2 separate regions of the Homo sapiens genome follow, and region 2 is linked to region 1. A link is an interaction called in ENCODE POLR2A ChIA-PET data of the cell type or tissue named here. Cell type or tissue: B cell. All regions are shown on one strand. Links, peaks and the distances in the headings refer to the core of each region. The heading gives the core; the rest is flanking DNA.

Region 1 (7,857 bases), core at 1,359-6,358:
CTTCAGCAAAGTCTCAGGATACAAAAGCAATGTGCAGAAATCTCAAGCATTCTATACACCAAAAATAGAGATCCAAATCATGAGTGAACTCCCATTCACAATTGCTACAAAGAGAATAAAATACCTAGGAATCCAACTTACAAGGGATGTGAAGGACCTCTTCAAGGAGAACTACAAACCACTGCTCAAGGAAATAAAAGAGGACATAAACAAATGGAAACATTCCATGCTCATGAATAGGAAGAATCAATATCATGAAAATGGCCATACTGCCCAAAGTAATTTACAGATTCAATGCTATCCCCATCAAGCTACCATTGATTTGCTTCACAGAATTAGAAAAAACTACTTTAAATTTCTTATGGAACCAAAAAAGAGCCCGTATAGCCAAGACAATCCTGAGCAAAAAGAACAAAGCTGGAGGCATCACGCTACCTGACTTCAAACTATACTACAAGAAGGGTAAGTTTTAAAAATGTGAAGCACAATAATTTTTTGTTGACCTTTAAAAAGTATATTTTTAATTTGTAAGGTACAGTGTTAGATATTTTTACTAAAATAACACAATCATTTGCACACTCTCTCATCTAATTACTCTGTTTTAGTTCCTATGAACCTGATTATAAACCAACAATATTTCTTTTGGTCTATTTATAAGCTTTTGTTTTTATATTTGAATAAACATTTAATAAAAAAACCATTGTATAATTTTAAATTATAGACTCTACATTTACTCAAATAAAAATTTCTTCTCTCTTCTGATAAACCTATTTCTGACTAGCATTTCTCTAGTTTATATATCTATAATCACAGCTGTTTCCTATACTAATATAATCTTTTCTGCACATATATTGAGGGTGTCTTATTTAAAATATATCAAAAAATATTTTAACAACCTAAGAGTTATTGTTTTCTAATTGTGGAGTATAGTTTTTATTTTTTTCATTCTTTATTGTTGAAGATGCTTATTCTTTTTCATAATTTACTATACTTTTTTTTTTTTTTGAGACAGAGTTTTTGTGCTGTTGCCCAGGCTATATACCTATTAGCATAAGCCCCTTTCTCACTGGTTGCAAGCCTAAGCTTCTCTGCAGGTAGAAGCTCCTTTAGGCGAAACTATTCAATTCCCAACAACTTTTGCACTTTCAAAAAGAGAAGAAAAGAACCCAAAACAGGCCAGGTGCAGTGGCTCACACCTGTAATCCTAGCATTTTGGGAGGCCTAGGTGGGCGGATCACTTGAGGTCAGGAGTTTGAGACCAGCCTGGCCCACATGGTGAAACCCTGTCTCTACTAAAAGTACAAAAATTAGCTGGGCATGGTGGCACATGTTTGTAATCCCAGCTACTCAGGAAGCTGAGGCCGGAGGATCACTTGAACCCAGGAGGCAAAGGTTGCAGTGAGCTGGGAGGCACAGGTTGCAGTAAGCAGAGATAGCACTCCAGCCTAGGTGACAGAGCCAGACTCCATCCCCCTGAGAGACGACAACACGCTAGCAGCCCTTGCTCGCTCTCCGTGCCTCCTTGGCCTCAGCCTCCACTCTGGCCACGCTTGAGGAGCCCTTCAGCCCGCCGTTGCACTGTGGGAGCCCCTGTCTGGGCTGGCCGAGGCCTGAGCCAGCTCCCTCTGCTTGCCGGAAGGTATGGAGGGAGAGGCCTGGAGGGAGAGGCGCGGGTGGGAACTGGGGCTGCGCAGAGCACTCGCGGGCCAGCGTGAGTTCCGGGTGGGCGTGGGCTCGGCGGGACCTGCACTTGGAGTGCCCAGGGCAGTGAGGGGCTTAGCACCAAGCCAGCAGCTGCGGAGGATGCCCCGGGACCCCTAGCACTGCCGGCCTGCGCGCACCACTCTCGAATTCTCACTGGGCCTCAGCCGCCTACCCGCGGGTCAGGGCTCAGGACCTGCAGCCTGCGGCATATGCCCAAATCCGCCCCGCGCCCCCCACCCCCGCTCCCGCCCCGCCCCCCACCCCCGCTCCCGCCCCGCCCCCCTCCCCCGCTCCCGCCCCGCCCCCCCCGCTCCCGCCCCGCTTCCCCCACCCCCTCTTCCCCCGCTCCTCCCCTGGCTCCTCCCCGCCATGGGCGCACTGCCCACTGCTCTGCAGCGCCAGATCCCATTGACCCCTCAAGGGCTAAGGAGTGCCCGCGCACCGCCTGGGACTGAAGGTCAGCTCCGCCCGCGGCCCATGGCGCAGGATCCACCAGGCCTATGTAAAGCCAGCTGGGCTCCTGAGTCGCTTGGCGACTTGGAGAACTTTTATGTCTAGCTGGAGGATTGTATATGCACCAATCAGCACTCTACGTCTAGCTCCAGGGGTTTGTGGATGCACCAATCAGCACTCTGTATCTAGCTAATCTGGTGGGGACTTGGAGAACTTTTATGTCAAGCTAGAGAATTGTAAACGCACCAATCAGCACTGTGTCTAGCTAAAGGTTTGTAAATGCACCAATCAGTGCTCTGTGTCTAGCTAATCTAGTGGGGACTTGGAGAACTTTTATGTCTAGCTAGAGGATTGTAAATGCACCAATCAGCACTCTGTGTCTAGCTCAGGGATTGTAAACACTAATCAGCACCCTGTCAAAACGGACCAATCAGCTCTCTGTAAAACGGACCAATCAGCTTTCTTTAAAATGGACCAATCTGCAGGATGTGGGTGGGGCCAGATAAGGGAATAAAAGCAGGTTGCCTGCGCTAGCCACCGCAGCTTACTGTGGTCGTCTTCCTGACGGTGTGTTTTGTTCTTTCCGCTTTTTGCAATAACAGTTGTTGCTGCTGAGTCTTTGGGGCTGTGCTGTCTTTGTGAGCTGTAACACTCACTGTGAAGGTTTGCGGCTTCACTCCTGAAGGCAGTGAGACCACTAACCCACCAGGAGGAACAAACAACTCCAGACGCGCACCGTTTTTATGAACTGTAACACTCATCATGAAGGTCTGCAGCTTCGTTCCTGAGGCCAGCAAGACCACAAACCCACCGGAAGGAAGAAACTCCAGACACGTCTGAACATCTAAAGGAACAAACTCCAGACGCACCATCTTTAAGAACTGTTAACACTCACCGCCAGGGTCTGCGGCTTCATTCTTCAAGTCAGCGAGGCCAAGAACCCAGCAATTCTGGACACACCCGACCCTCCAAAAAACTGAAAATAAAGGACAAATATTTAGGTCTCATATCCCTACATGTTTGCAGGAAGGTTCTGCTTTGAGCTGTATCCGTATAATGACAGGTGATATCCTGAGGACATTCCACATTTGCCTCTTTGGCATCTGGAAAAGAATCCAGTTTCAATTCCGAAACATCCCATCATCGTAAATGCTCTGGCACTGGCCTCTAAGCACAGTCTCCCTCCACCCCAAGATAGTGCATTCTTCCCCACCCACCCCCGCCTCAATATTCCTACTCCCTTGTCCCTCACTGGTTTTCCAGTTGGGACTCTTGCTGGTAGGGTGTCTAGAGGTGGGGTCAAAACCATCTTAATGGACAAAGGTAAAAGCCATTTAAAAAAAGAGATGGGGGACGTGTTTTCATTTCACTCCGATCCTCTGCCCTATTGAAGAGCGCTTTCTGCTTTCCAGGTGAGTATCAGAGTATTCTAACATATTCGTTTTTTGGAGAGAAACATGTAAGCCTCAAATATCCTAGGAGAAGCCCTATGCTATTTGGGGGTACTCAGTGAAGATTTCAGGTACATACAACGCACTTGTCTGGAAGCCTGTGGAGAAATGTAAAAAGGGTTTCTAAGGAATATTTTCTCTTTCCTTTCTGCTCTATTTTAAGTTTCTGCTAACTTGTCCCCGACCCCACAACTGCTCACGACCTTCGTGAAGGTCAACCTTTCCTACCGCGTGGAGTGAGTTGGGATGCATACTGGGGAGTTGTATAAGAGTGTCTGAGAAAGGGAAATGCAGAGTTGAATGAAAGTGTTTCCCGGGAGGGGCCGAGTGGAAAGCAGCAGGTGGCCGGCGCGGGTGGAACCCAGCGCGGGCGCAGAGCGTCTCTGGCGTGGGCATTCGGTGCAGCGAGTCCGCGGGAATCTTGGATGCGCGGAGGTCCCCGGACCGCGGTGACGGACGGGGCTGCGATCGTGGCCGGTGAGACTGGGAGCGGAGGGCTGGGGCGGCGCCCGAGGGAGGGCACAAACCCGGGAGGCCTCAGCCGACGGCGCAGCTTTACGCGGCCGTAGGGCGCCCGGGGTTGAGTGGTGTCCTAGCAACAGGTGGGCGCCGACTGCGGCGGGGCAGGGCGCTGCAGGTGACTTCGGCCGGGGGTCCCCAGGCCCACCCCATGGGGGCTCTGCAGCCGGCCGCGTAGATCGGGAAACCGGGGCCGCTCTCCGGCCCCGCCGCTGCTGCTCTCGCCTGCTTCCCTTTCCCTCCCGGGGGCCGAGACCTGCCCCCTCCCCTTTTCTCTCCCAGGCCCATCTCGCTCCTTCCTCCCCGCGAGACCCTGCCTCGGCCCTCGGTTGGGGACCGTCTGCTCCTCAGTCCCTGCGCCCCTCTCTGCACTACCCTGGACCCATCACCTCCCGGATCGGTTCTCCACTTACCCCGCTGTTTCCCTGTCTCTCCTTCCGCGAGCCCATCTTTCTCCTTCGCCCTTGCAGCTCGGCCTCCCGCTCCCAACGTGGTGTTCGCCGTCACTTCCCACCTCGTCCCTTTACCGAATCCATTCTTGGAAACTTAGGGTCTCAGCTCTGACGCCCCCTTCTTGTAACGAGTCTGGTGGGGGCCGTCATCCCACACTAGGCTTAGCTTTGATTTTACTTAGGGCCCTGTTCATGCCAGTTCTAAAAGTTCGATTTTCTGTAGGTCTTACTGAGTAACTTCTGCATTCTCAGAAAGCCGTGTATGCGCGGACTCCCGGTGGATGTTACCAATCACATTCATAGATCTCAGAGCTGATGGCTGCCTTTCCATAGCCCCCTAAAGAATTCGGTCGTGCTTCTGCATAAGTGTTAACGACATGATTCCCGAATGGGTTTTATTTCACTAATGATGCTGGAAGCTTAAAATTGACCATTAGAAAGAAAAACAATCTATGGTATCTATTGGATAGAGAGAAAAATGAGTGTTAACTGATTCCCAGTTTATGTAAACACGTAATCAAAGCTTTTTCCTTTTTAATCTTTAAACTTATTTTCTTTACTTCAAAGGTATGTGCTATTTACATGGATTCATTTTAACTATGGTTCTTAAGCCAAAAGAGCTAATGGATTGGCAATGGGTAGGAACTGGGGAGCAACTGCTTTTGATTTTAAAATCTTAGTTTTGAGTTATACCGACCATTTTGGAACACCATTTATTTATTTTCTAATAACATTGAACTTGCCTTCTGGATTGTCATAGGCCACCCTGAGGGTTTTTTTTTTTTTTTTTTCTTTTTGAGATGGAGTCCACTCTGTCGCATAGGCTGGCGTGCAGTGGCGCGATCTCGGCTAACTGCAACCTCCACCTCCCTGGGTTCAAATGACTCTCCTGTCTCAGCCTCCTCAGTAGCTGGGATTACAGGCGCGCGCCACCAAGCTGGCTAATTTTTGTATTTTTAGTAGAGACGGGCTTTTCACCATGTTGGTCAGGCTGGTCTTGAACTACTGACCTCGTGATCCACCCGCCTTGGCCTCCCAAAGTGCTGGGATTACAGGCGTGAGCCACCGCGCCCGGCCTCACCCTGAGGTTTTCTTAAGCTGACCAACCTTCTTTAATAAAACTGTGCATTGCTACCGTTCACTGGACTTGGAAATACAATTTGAGTAGATTCAAATGCTACATTTCTGTCAAAATTTATCTTGACGGAAATAAGAACGATTTTGCATTTCTTAGTTCTGTGCTAAGGGTCCTTCAAGAAGTTACTATATGGTATATTGACTAGTATAGCGTTAATAATCTGTTTAATTTCACATTTTTTCTTTAAAAATGTGCAAGAAGCAATCTTTATAAGATTACCAAAACAAATGTTATGCTTAAGATTAAAGACGAGCTGTTCACCTGTCTTTCTGTGTAAGATAAAGCTATTTGCAGTTATTTTACACTATTTTACACTTATTTGTGCTTATTTTATGCAACGTTGGGAAACGCAAGTCTCACACATACACATCAGAACATGTTTATGTGTTTAAAGCATTTCTCATCAGTTAGCAATAGAAACAAAATGCTGGAATACTAAAACAAACGCCCAGAACAAATTCGTGCACTAACTTCTACGCTTTATTTCATGAACACTTTGGTATATATGTCTGGATCAGTTGTTCTCGACCCTATCTGATCCAGTACTCGGTTTTTATAACAAAATTTTGTAATGCTGCTTTACGATCCTGAAATCAAGATCATAGATTATAATCGTACATATTTAATAAAGTTTTCAATATCAATAGCGTGCTAACTATAAAGAAAATAATTGTAATAAAATATCAGCATGTAAACGCTTGAGTTACCACTACGCTAGAGTATATAAGGAAGTAGTCAGATGTCCAGCCTTACACAGAATTACTGTAAACACAGCAGCCCCAAATGCAGACTGGTAACAGACGTGCCATTGCAACTTAAATTTCTCAAATAACCTTGCTATCAATGATGTCTTGGTAAAATTCCATGTAAAACAAAGTATGTACTACCTTCCTTTCATTTATGAAAGCTACAATTCTGGAAAATTCAGGGTATAATAAAACTGTGACAAAATACTTTGCGATTTTTGCAAAGTGTAGAAAAACTCTAGGCTCAGGTAGTGCTTATCTGAAGCTTTTCACTTATCAGATACCTGGAGGTTACAGCAGAATTCTTCCTTCTGAGGTACTGTCCTGCACAGAAGGGTATTTTACATCCTTGGTCCTCATCACTAAAGGCTGATAATGCCCCCTTTCCTATCGTGTTGGTAACTAGACATCTCTATAATATTTCTATACTCTATCAGCAGAAAGTACTGCCCTGTTGTGATCCAATGATCTCCTGTGATTGAATTTAATAGATAGTTCTAAGATTTAATACAGTGCAGAATGTAAAATCTCCAAGTCTAATCTTTGTACTTTGAGCCTTTGTAAAAATATAATGATCGGAAAAAACCTAATTTTATTCTATTTTTAATTGTATAACCATTCATCTAACATTATGGAAGAAATATTTTATCAACAAGTGTTATTACAATGACAAAGGAAACAAATATAGCTTATCTGCAAAAAAAGCCTTAAATGTTCATTATAAATTAAAGTCAGAAGTTGCGTTCTAACTTGGCTCTTATTTAATGTTACAGATACTGTTATTTTTTAAAAGATCTTCTTTTACAGACTAATTTCTATTTAGCCAATGTGAAGTTTGTTTCACTTGAATTTGTTTTAAATTTTACTGCTAGACTCTTCCGGTAACTAATTTAGATAAAAAGGCAGAAAGACTCTCACTTATTCCTACCTCTCTCACATTAACTCTTAAGAAGGTTGCAAATTACAGTAAAATGTCATTCTGGGCAGGATATATGGGCAGAGAATATAGTATTTGGATTGTCCAGATAGTCTGGTAATAGGATCAATGTTTCCTACATCAATTTTCAGAAAAAAATTATATTTCACAATACTGTTCTTATTCTATTTCTTTTTTTTTTTTTTATAACTCAGAAGGCACTTGGGGAAACCAGAGCTATCAGAATCATGTTCTTCAGTCATCATTGTGATGATGCAGGTATTATCACTATAAGAAAGTCAGGATAACAATATTCAGTTTAATAGTATAATTCTAAACAATGTGAGTCCTGGCTCAAAGGAGCATTTGTCCTTGAAACTGCTGGCTCCCAACAGAGCTGTGAACAAAAGCCCTTAATGCCAACCTCTTCCACTTCTTTTTTTCCACTCTTGGAGTTTTCTGTTTGGGTTTTATGCCT
Region 2 (7,857 bases), core at 1,940-6,939, 1.0 Mb after region 1:
TTCTCCTGTCTCGGCCTCCCGAGTAGCTGGGATTACAGGCGCATGCCACCACAACCAGTTAACTTTTGTATTTTTAGTACAGATGGGGTTTCATCACATTGGTCAGACTGGTCTCGAACGCCTGACCTCAGGTGATCCACCCACCTCAGCCTCCCAAAGTGCTGGGATTACAGGCATGAGCCACCACGCCCGGCCCCAATCAGTTTTCTTATTAAACAAAAAGGATTTTAGGAAAACAGACTAACACGTGAAAGAAGTAACTCACCTAGAATCTTAATGCCCATTACTGATATGAATTGAACTGTTTTTATTTGAACATTCACACTCATACAGATATGAATTAACAGTACATGGACAATATAGAGTTGTACATGAAAATTAACTTATTCTCTTGTTACAAAATTAGGATTATCCTGATGACACGATTTTGTAAACTTTTGCCACCATATATTAACAATGTCCATGGAGAAGAAGAATAAATGCCTACTGCTGCACAGTTTAGGATGTTTCTAGTATTTCAGGATATTAGAATATTATCATGAACAGCTACATATATAAATTTAGTGAACATCTACTAACATGTACTAGCAAATGCCAAACATGCAATAATGTAAAGAAAAATGGACTCCCAGGTAACGCAAAATACAGCAACTGCTATAACCACTGATGCTGGCAAGACCAGGAAAAGTAGCTCCTTTGGATAGGATGACAGCTAGAAACATTAACTAGGGATTAAGACTGATATTGGCAGGGTACGGTGGCTCACGCCTGTAATCCCAGCACTTTGGGAGGCTGAGGCGGGTGGATCACTTGAGGCCAGGAGATTAAGACCAGCCTGGACAACATGGCAAACGCCGTCTATACTAAAAATAGAAAAATTAGCCAGGTGTGGTAGCACATGCCTGTAATCCCAGCTGCCTGGGAGTCTGAGGCACGAGAATCCCTTGAACCCAGTGGGGCAGAGGTTGCAGTGAGCCAAAGATCGCACCACTGCACTCCAGCCTGGGCGACAGAGACAGAGAGAGACACTGTCTCAAAAAAAAAAATTAAATAAAGACAGTAATACTGATGATCCTGACCCTGTGTAGGCCTAGGCTAAAGTGTGTGTTTGTGTCTTAGTTTTACATTTTAAAAAATTTTTTTAATAAAAGAAAATATATTTGTACACTATAAAATGTGCTTGTGTTTGAAGCTGTGTTATTACAAAAGAGTCAAAAGTTAAAAACCATTTATAAGTTTATCAGGCAAAAAAGTTAAGCTAAGCTTTGTTTATTACTGAAGAAAAAACACTTTTTAAATGAACATAGTGTAGCCTAGACATAGTGCTTATAACGTCTACAGTAGTGAGTGTACAGTCATGCCCTAGGCCTTCACATTCACTCACCACCCACTCACTGACTCACCCAGAGCAACTTCCAGTCCAGACACATGTAACGTGTCCCATGCAGGTGGACCATGTTTAATCTTTTTTACCATATTTTTACTATACTTTTTCTATGTTTACAGATGTTTAGATATACAAATACCATTATGTTCCAGTTGCCTACAGTATTCAGGACAGTAACCTGCTGCACAGGTTTGTAGCCTAGGAGCAACGGGCTATACCATATAACCTAGGTGTGTAGTAGGCTGTGTTATCTACATTTGTGTAAGTGCAGTCTGCGATGTTCACACAATGACGAAATCACCTAATGACACATTTCTCAGAACATATCCCTGTTAAGTGATGCATAGTTGTCGATATATGTAGGATTCCCCTACACCAGGGGAAATAAACAATAGAAAATACAACAGAAGAAAAAATGGCATTCACAGTAGAAACAGAAGCTGAACTAGGGTCTCTTACTGTAACAAAGAAGACAAGATCATTACGGAAAAAAAAAAAAAATCTGACCTCCATTGAATAAAACATTAATACCACTGATAAGTGGTTTCCACTCGGGATATAGATCAGTGTCACCAGAGGAGATTTTAAAAAATACAATTGCTAGACTCCACTCTCTAGAGATTATAATTCAGTTCATCTGTGGTCAATGGGACATATTTTTTTAAAAGCTACCTAGCAAATTCTAATATAAAGCCATGGTTGAAAACTACCAGTTTAAATATGTTTTTAAAATAACACAGGAGGGAGTCATTCTTCTAGATATCAAAATATATAAACAAGTTGTAGCAATAAAAATAAAAGCAAAATCCACTGTGAAATTAGAACAGAAACAGACAAATTGATCAGAACAGAGCAGGGAGCCTAAAAAGGTGAGAGAGAGAGAATGTGTGTGTCTGTGTCTCTGTGTGCATATATACGAGTGTGTGGATCTTGACATATGATACAGGTAGCATCACAAACCACTAGGTTATTTAGTAAATGAGATTTGGGAAAATTCGTTTGCCATAGAAGAAAATACAGAAACATAACTTTGTTAACTAGGAATGGAGAAATATTTCCTACACAAGACCCAGAAGGTTAAAAAAAAAAAAAAAAGGTTGGATCATAACAAAATTAAAGATTCCGTTTAATGAAAGATTTCAAAGAAAAAATCTGACAGGTGAAAAACAAAAGATGCGTATACCATTTAAAATCCAACGAGAGACTGAAAAAAGAAGAAAACTGCTATAAATTAGGGCAGAAAAATGGGAAACAGATATGAAAAGCTAACAGAAAAAGAGGCAAAGGATATATAAATGGCGAACTCAACCGAGGAAAAACACACACAGTATACGATAGGATATTCCACTGCATTAGTAATCAGATAGCTGCAAATAAGAACAATAACATATCACTTTGTGCTGGATTGCTCCATCTGTTGCATCAGATTGGAAAAAATTATAAGGTCAGAAAATGCCACATGCCAGCAAGAATGCAGGGAGCAACAGCTGGTGAAAGTGTCAATGAGATAACAATCTGGTCGTACTTAAGGGAATTATGCATATGCCAGAGAGAGGGTCCCCTGGGGGCAAGGAAGAACATGAATGGGGATAGGTGATGAAGGGGAAAGATACAATAAAATAAGGTGGGAGACTCTACACGGACCAATCATGACAGTGTGCCATGAAGTGAGTGCTAACTCCAGTCCGAGCCCCTGAGCTGGGGAGGGAGCGGAGCGGGGCAGCTCCGCGTCACAGGTCCCTTCACCCAACCAGCAGGTATTCAGTCTCTACATACCAGGAACTGCATCCCATCCTAGCGACCGAGTAGCAAAAGATCAAGCCCTTACCCTCATAGGGTTTATGTCCTAGTGAAGGAAACAATAAAAAGGAAACAAATAAGATAATGATAAGAGAGTGTTAACAGCTAACAAGTAAGACAGTGATAGTGACAGAAAGTGATGGAAAGAGGGTTTCACTAATGAAAGGATAGCCAGAGGTGAGATCCCGCAGGTCTGCAGAAAGAAAATGAACCAGGCATTCAGCAAGCCGAGAGATGAGATCCCAAAGAATTGCGTTCAAGGGCTGGGCGTGGTGGCTCACGCCTGTAATACCAGCACTTTGGGAGGCCGAGGCGGGCGGATCATGAGATCAGGAGATCCAGACAATCCTGGCTAACACAGTGAAACCCTGTCTCTACTAAAAATACAAAAAAATTAGCCGGGTGCCTGTAGTCCAGTTTAAATATGTTTTAAACTGGAGGCTGAGGCAGGAGAATGGCGTGAAGCCGGGAGGTGGAACCTGCAGTGAGCTGAGATCACACCACTGCACTCCAGCCTGGGGGACAGAGCAAGACTCCGTCTCGAGAAGAACTGCGTTCAAGGTCATCAAATACAAAGTTGTCATAGTACAGGCGACAGTGTGTTCTAAAGATGACTTTCAGGTACTTCCTGTCATTCAGCTCCCAGAAGCAACCTTCAAAATACCTGTTATATAAAATGTAAACTATAAGGGTTATTGTGAGAGTCCAACATACGGTGATTAAAGAATGCAAACTTTTTGAAGGGGAAGAGGGAGGAGGCAGCATCGATATGAATGTGCTATGCCTCTAAAAAATGTTTCTGGAAAATTACTAGGATCCACAAACTTTTCCTTCACTCCTTAAAAAGTAATTGAGTAATCATATTTTTTCCCCAGCACAGTGCCAGGAAATGAGGTTAAGTATTAAATTTTCTGTCTTTGCTTCAATTGTATAAGATGCAGGATCCTATTTATTTTATATACGTACTGTTTTTATGGATAAAAGAAAACATTTATTGCATGCTTGCAATCTGCAAGGCCCTGTTCCCTGAGCTTCTACACATTGGAGCCCACTTACATTCACAACAAAATACTATATTATTTCCACTTTAGAGACGGAACAACAGAGGTTAAGAAACTTGCCTAAAGTCAAAGTACTAGAAAGCAGCAGAGCAGAGATTCAAACCCAGGTCTTTCAAAGTGTTAACCACTACACTTACGTTTCCCCCTAGAGTGGCTGGCCCCTGCAGTGGCTGTAGCACATGGCCTTAGAACTTATTAGAAATGCAAATCGCCAGGACCTCCCCTCCCAGACCGACTGATCAGAAATTCTGGGGCTGGAAGGCAGCTGCCTAAGGTTTCACAAGCCCTCCGTGTGATCCCAAGGTATGCTAAAGTTTGAGAACCACTGGTAGAAATTTTTCATACTAAGCATAATGTGAAAGGTGAAATTACTACCATTTTGAAACTTCTAAAATATAAAATTTGTATCCTATTTAAAATGACTATGAAGAAACGAAAACAGTGTTAGTTCATTTCCTCACTGCTCAACTTCTTTCTCCCAAACTTGACAAAATGCCTAATCTCTATCCTGATTATACTATGTACAAAAAGGGTACTCTGATGAGCGTTAGAGCACAGAGGTCTGAACTCACTCTTCAGAAGTAATCAGAAGCCATAATAGGAAGAGAAAAAAACAATATTTTGAATATCAGCAGAAGCTTGATAAATCTTGGGCCATAACTCCAAATTTTGATCCCAGGCTCAACTCCAAATTTTTACAACATGACTTCAACAGTCTTCCCAATGCCAAAAAAAGAAGTTACAACCCCGAGAAATATTTGATTAACAAGATTCAAACTGCTTTAAGTGCACATACAGAGAAACTGTCCAAGAGTGTGTTTTTATCAGGAGTGAAGCTAAGGAATGCCTAATTACACATCAGACCCTCTGACAATATTCACAGCAAAAGGGGTTAACGTTATCCCTGTCCCTGCACACACCTGCCGTGTACGGCATCCTACCTGATCCTTCTCTTTTCAAAGCTATATCTAGACCGGGAGACTTTTCTCCCCAACTCAAGTACTCAATTTGAGCAGTACAGCTCTATGTGTATTCAAGTTTGCCTATTTCTAATAAGGCCTTTTTTTGTTGTTAAAGGGATGGAAGAAAGAGTATGAGAAATAAGTATATTCAAGCACCTACCATAATCTGAAATCTTCCATAAGCCAAATAACTCTCTGAAGCTATTCACTCGCATACTCAAGTCATTAATTTTATAAATTTCAGGTTTCTACTTATTCCAAAAATTTAAAACATAAAATTGAAGATTAAGGAGTACTTAGTCCAAGCTTGGACCACAGGAGAGCTATAAACCTGTCTTAAAATGCTTAATGACCTGATTAAGGTCATCAAAGGTAAAGAAAACTCTAGGAAGCAGCCTTTTAATCTGCCTGGCTACTTACAACCACCCACCTTTTCCATGCCCACGCTCTCCTAAGGGCTGAAGGCACTGCCAAGAATGACCTTCCTAGAAGGGCTGAATCCTATTTATTTTCTCTCTCCCAAATCTCCACCAAATCCCCTAAGAACTGGCAGTGTTCTGGTAAGAAACAATTTACTATTGCTCTCCTCCCCACCCACAGTTCAGTGCAACTGAAGTGAACACACACACACCCCAACCACTGAAAGACTTTCTCACTTAGATTCCTATCCTGCATTTTCAAAGTCCAAAGTTGTCTTCAAAATATCTTGCAAAATGCAGTCGTACCAGCTAGTCTTTAATCTCCACTAACATTGCCAGTTCTATACCCAAAATGGATATCGCAACTGCTATGTATTTTCATCTCCCTTCTCTAACAATCAGTAACAAGCAACCCAATCAGTAATAAACAAGCCTGACAAATAGCTCCTAAATTCACAGAGAAAAGAATGGTCTCCTCTCTTTCATAAGTAAAGCAAGCTGATAATGTTCTAGTAAATAGAAAGACTAAATGCCTCTTCAAGAAAAAAACATTTATATGCCTGGAAAAAACATCTTGGGTTTTTTTGTTTTTGTTTTTTTACTTAAGTATCTGTTCATAGTAGGTAGCAAATAATCTTTCCACACATATGCACTTTACCAGTTCTTTTAAAGACTCAGTAATCTAAGAAAGCAAAGCATAAGACTATGCTGAAAGAGCTAAGCCGCAGTTTACATAAAATTTAAACAAAACACAAGACATTAAAAAAATTCAACTACTCATAAATAAAGACCAATAAATCTACACTTTGGTCTGGGTTTCTGAACACAGGAAGAATCAGAGGGTTCAATAGGAGAGGTTATTTCTGAAATCGTAGGCATACCTTGAAGATATCACATGTTCCATTCCAGACCACCTTAGTAAAACTAACACTGCAATAAGGTAACAGAAATGTTTCTGCTTTCCAAGTGCATATAGAAGTTATATTTACAGTATACTGTAGTCTATTATGTTGGCAATAGCATTAGCTCTTAATTTTAAAATGCTTTATAATTTTTTTAAAATGCTAGTGATCATCCGAGCCTTCAGGGAGTCATAATCTTTTTGCTGGTGGAGGATTTTGCCTTGATGTTGATGGCTGCTGACTGAACAAGGTGCTGGCTGCTGAAAGATGGATGGCTGTGGCAATTTCTTAAAATAAGAAAACAATAAGGCCGGGCGCTGTGGCTCACGCCTGTAATCCTAACACTTTGGGAGGCTGAGGTGGGTGGACTGCGTGAGCTCAGGAGTTCAAGACCAGCCTGGTCAACAGAGTGAAACCCCATCTCTACTAAAATATAAAAAATTAGCCAGCTGTGGCAGTGTGCACCTGTAATCCCAGCTACTCAGGAGGCTGAGACAGGAGAATCTCTTAAACCTGGGAGGCGGAGGTTGCAGTGAGCCAAGATCGTGCCATTGCACTCCAGCCTGGGCAACAGAGCGAGACTCCGTCTCAAAAAAATAAAAAAAATGAAGTTTGCCACATCAACTCACTCTGCCTTTCAGAAAAGATCTCTCTTTTGGTAGCATTTCACCCACAGTAGAACCTCATTCACAATTGAAGTCAATCCTATCATACCCTGCCACTGCTTTATTAACCAAGTTTACAGAATATTGTAAATCGTTCATTGTCATTTCAACAATGCTCACAGCATCTTCACCAAGAATAGACTCTCTCTCAAGAAGCCACTTTCTTTGCTCATTCAGAAGAAGCAACTCTTCATCCATTCGAGTTTGATAATAAGATTGCAGCAATTCAGTCATATTTTCAGGGTCTACTTCTAATTCTAGTTCTCAGTATACTATTTCCACCACATCTGCAGGTACTTCTTCCACTGAAGTCTTGAACCCCTCAAAGTCATCCATGAGAGCTGGAATCAACTTCTTCTAAATTCCTGTTAATGGTGACATTTTGACCTCCTCCTTTGAATCACAAATGCCCTTAATGGCATCTAGAATTGTGAATCCTTTCCAGGTTTTCAATTTACTTAGCCAAGATCCATCAGAACAATCACTATCTATGGCAGCTATAGCTTTACAAGATGTGCTTCTTAAATAATAACTCTTGAAAGTTGAAATGACTCCTAGATCCATGGGTACAGAGTGGATGTTGTGTTAGCAGGTATGAAAACATTAATTTCCTTGTACATCTCCATCAGAGCTCTTGGGTGACCAGGTGCATTGTCAATGA

Evidence for each region. Peaks named below come from ENCODE experiments on the same cell type or tissue, not always from the same donor. Only the 100,000 strongest peaks of a DNase experiment are listed, where the experiment ranks them.
Region 2: POLR2A ChIA-PET joins it to region 1 with 6 read pairs; 3 of 35 experiments call an interaction of 5 or more read pairs at or near these places.

What each region holds. Positions count from the first base shown.
Region 1 is chr10:27,254,818-27,262,674 of GRCh38, forward strand. It overlaps the pseudogene ODAD2P1. Among named protein-coding and RNA genes, the nearest start is that of ACBD5, 18 kb to the left of the region's middle. In B cell, for the core only: no CTCF peak of the experiment used is centred there; DNase peaks (open chromatin) are centred at 2,704, 4,084 and 4,274; H3K4me3 peaks cover 1,292 bases; H3K27me3 peaks cover 2,632 bases.
Region 2 is chr10:28,290,578-28,298,434 of GRCh38, forward strand. All of the region lies in intron 1 of MPP7 (MAGUK p55 scaffold protein 7), which reads right to left. Among named protein-coding and RNA genes, the nearest start is that of MIR8086, 5.2 kb to the left of the region's middle. In B cell, for the core only: no CTCF peak of the experiment used is centred there; no DNase peak of the experiment used is centred there.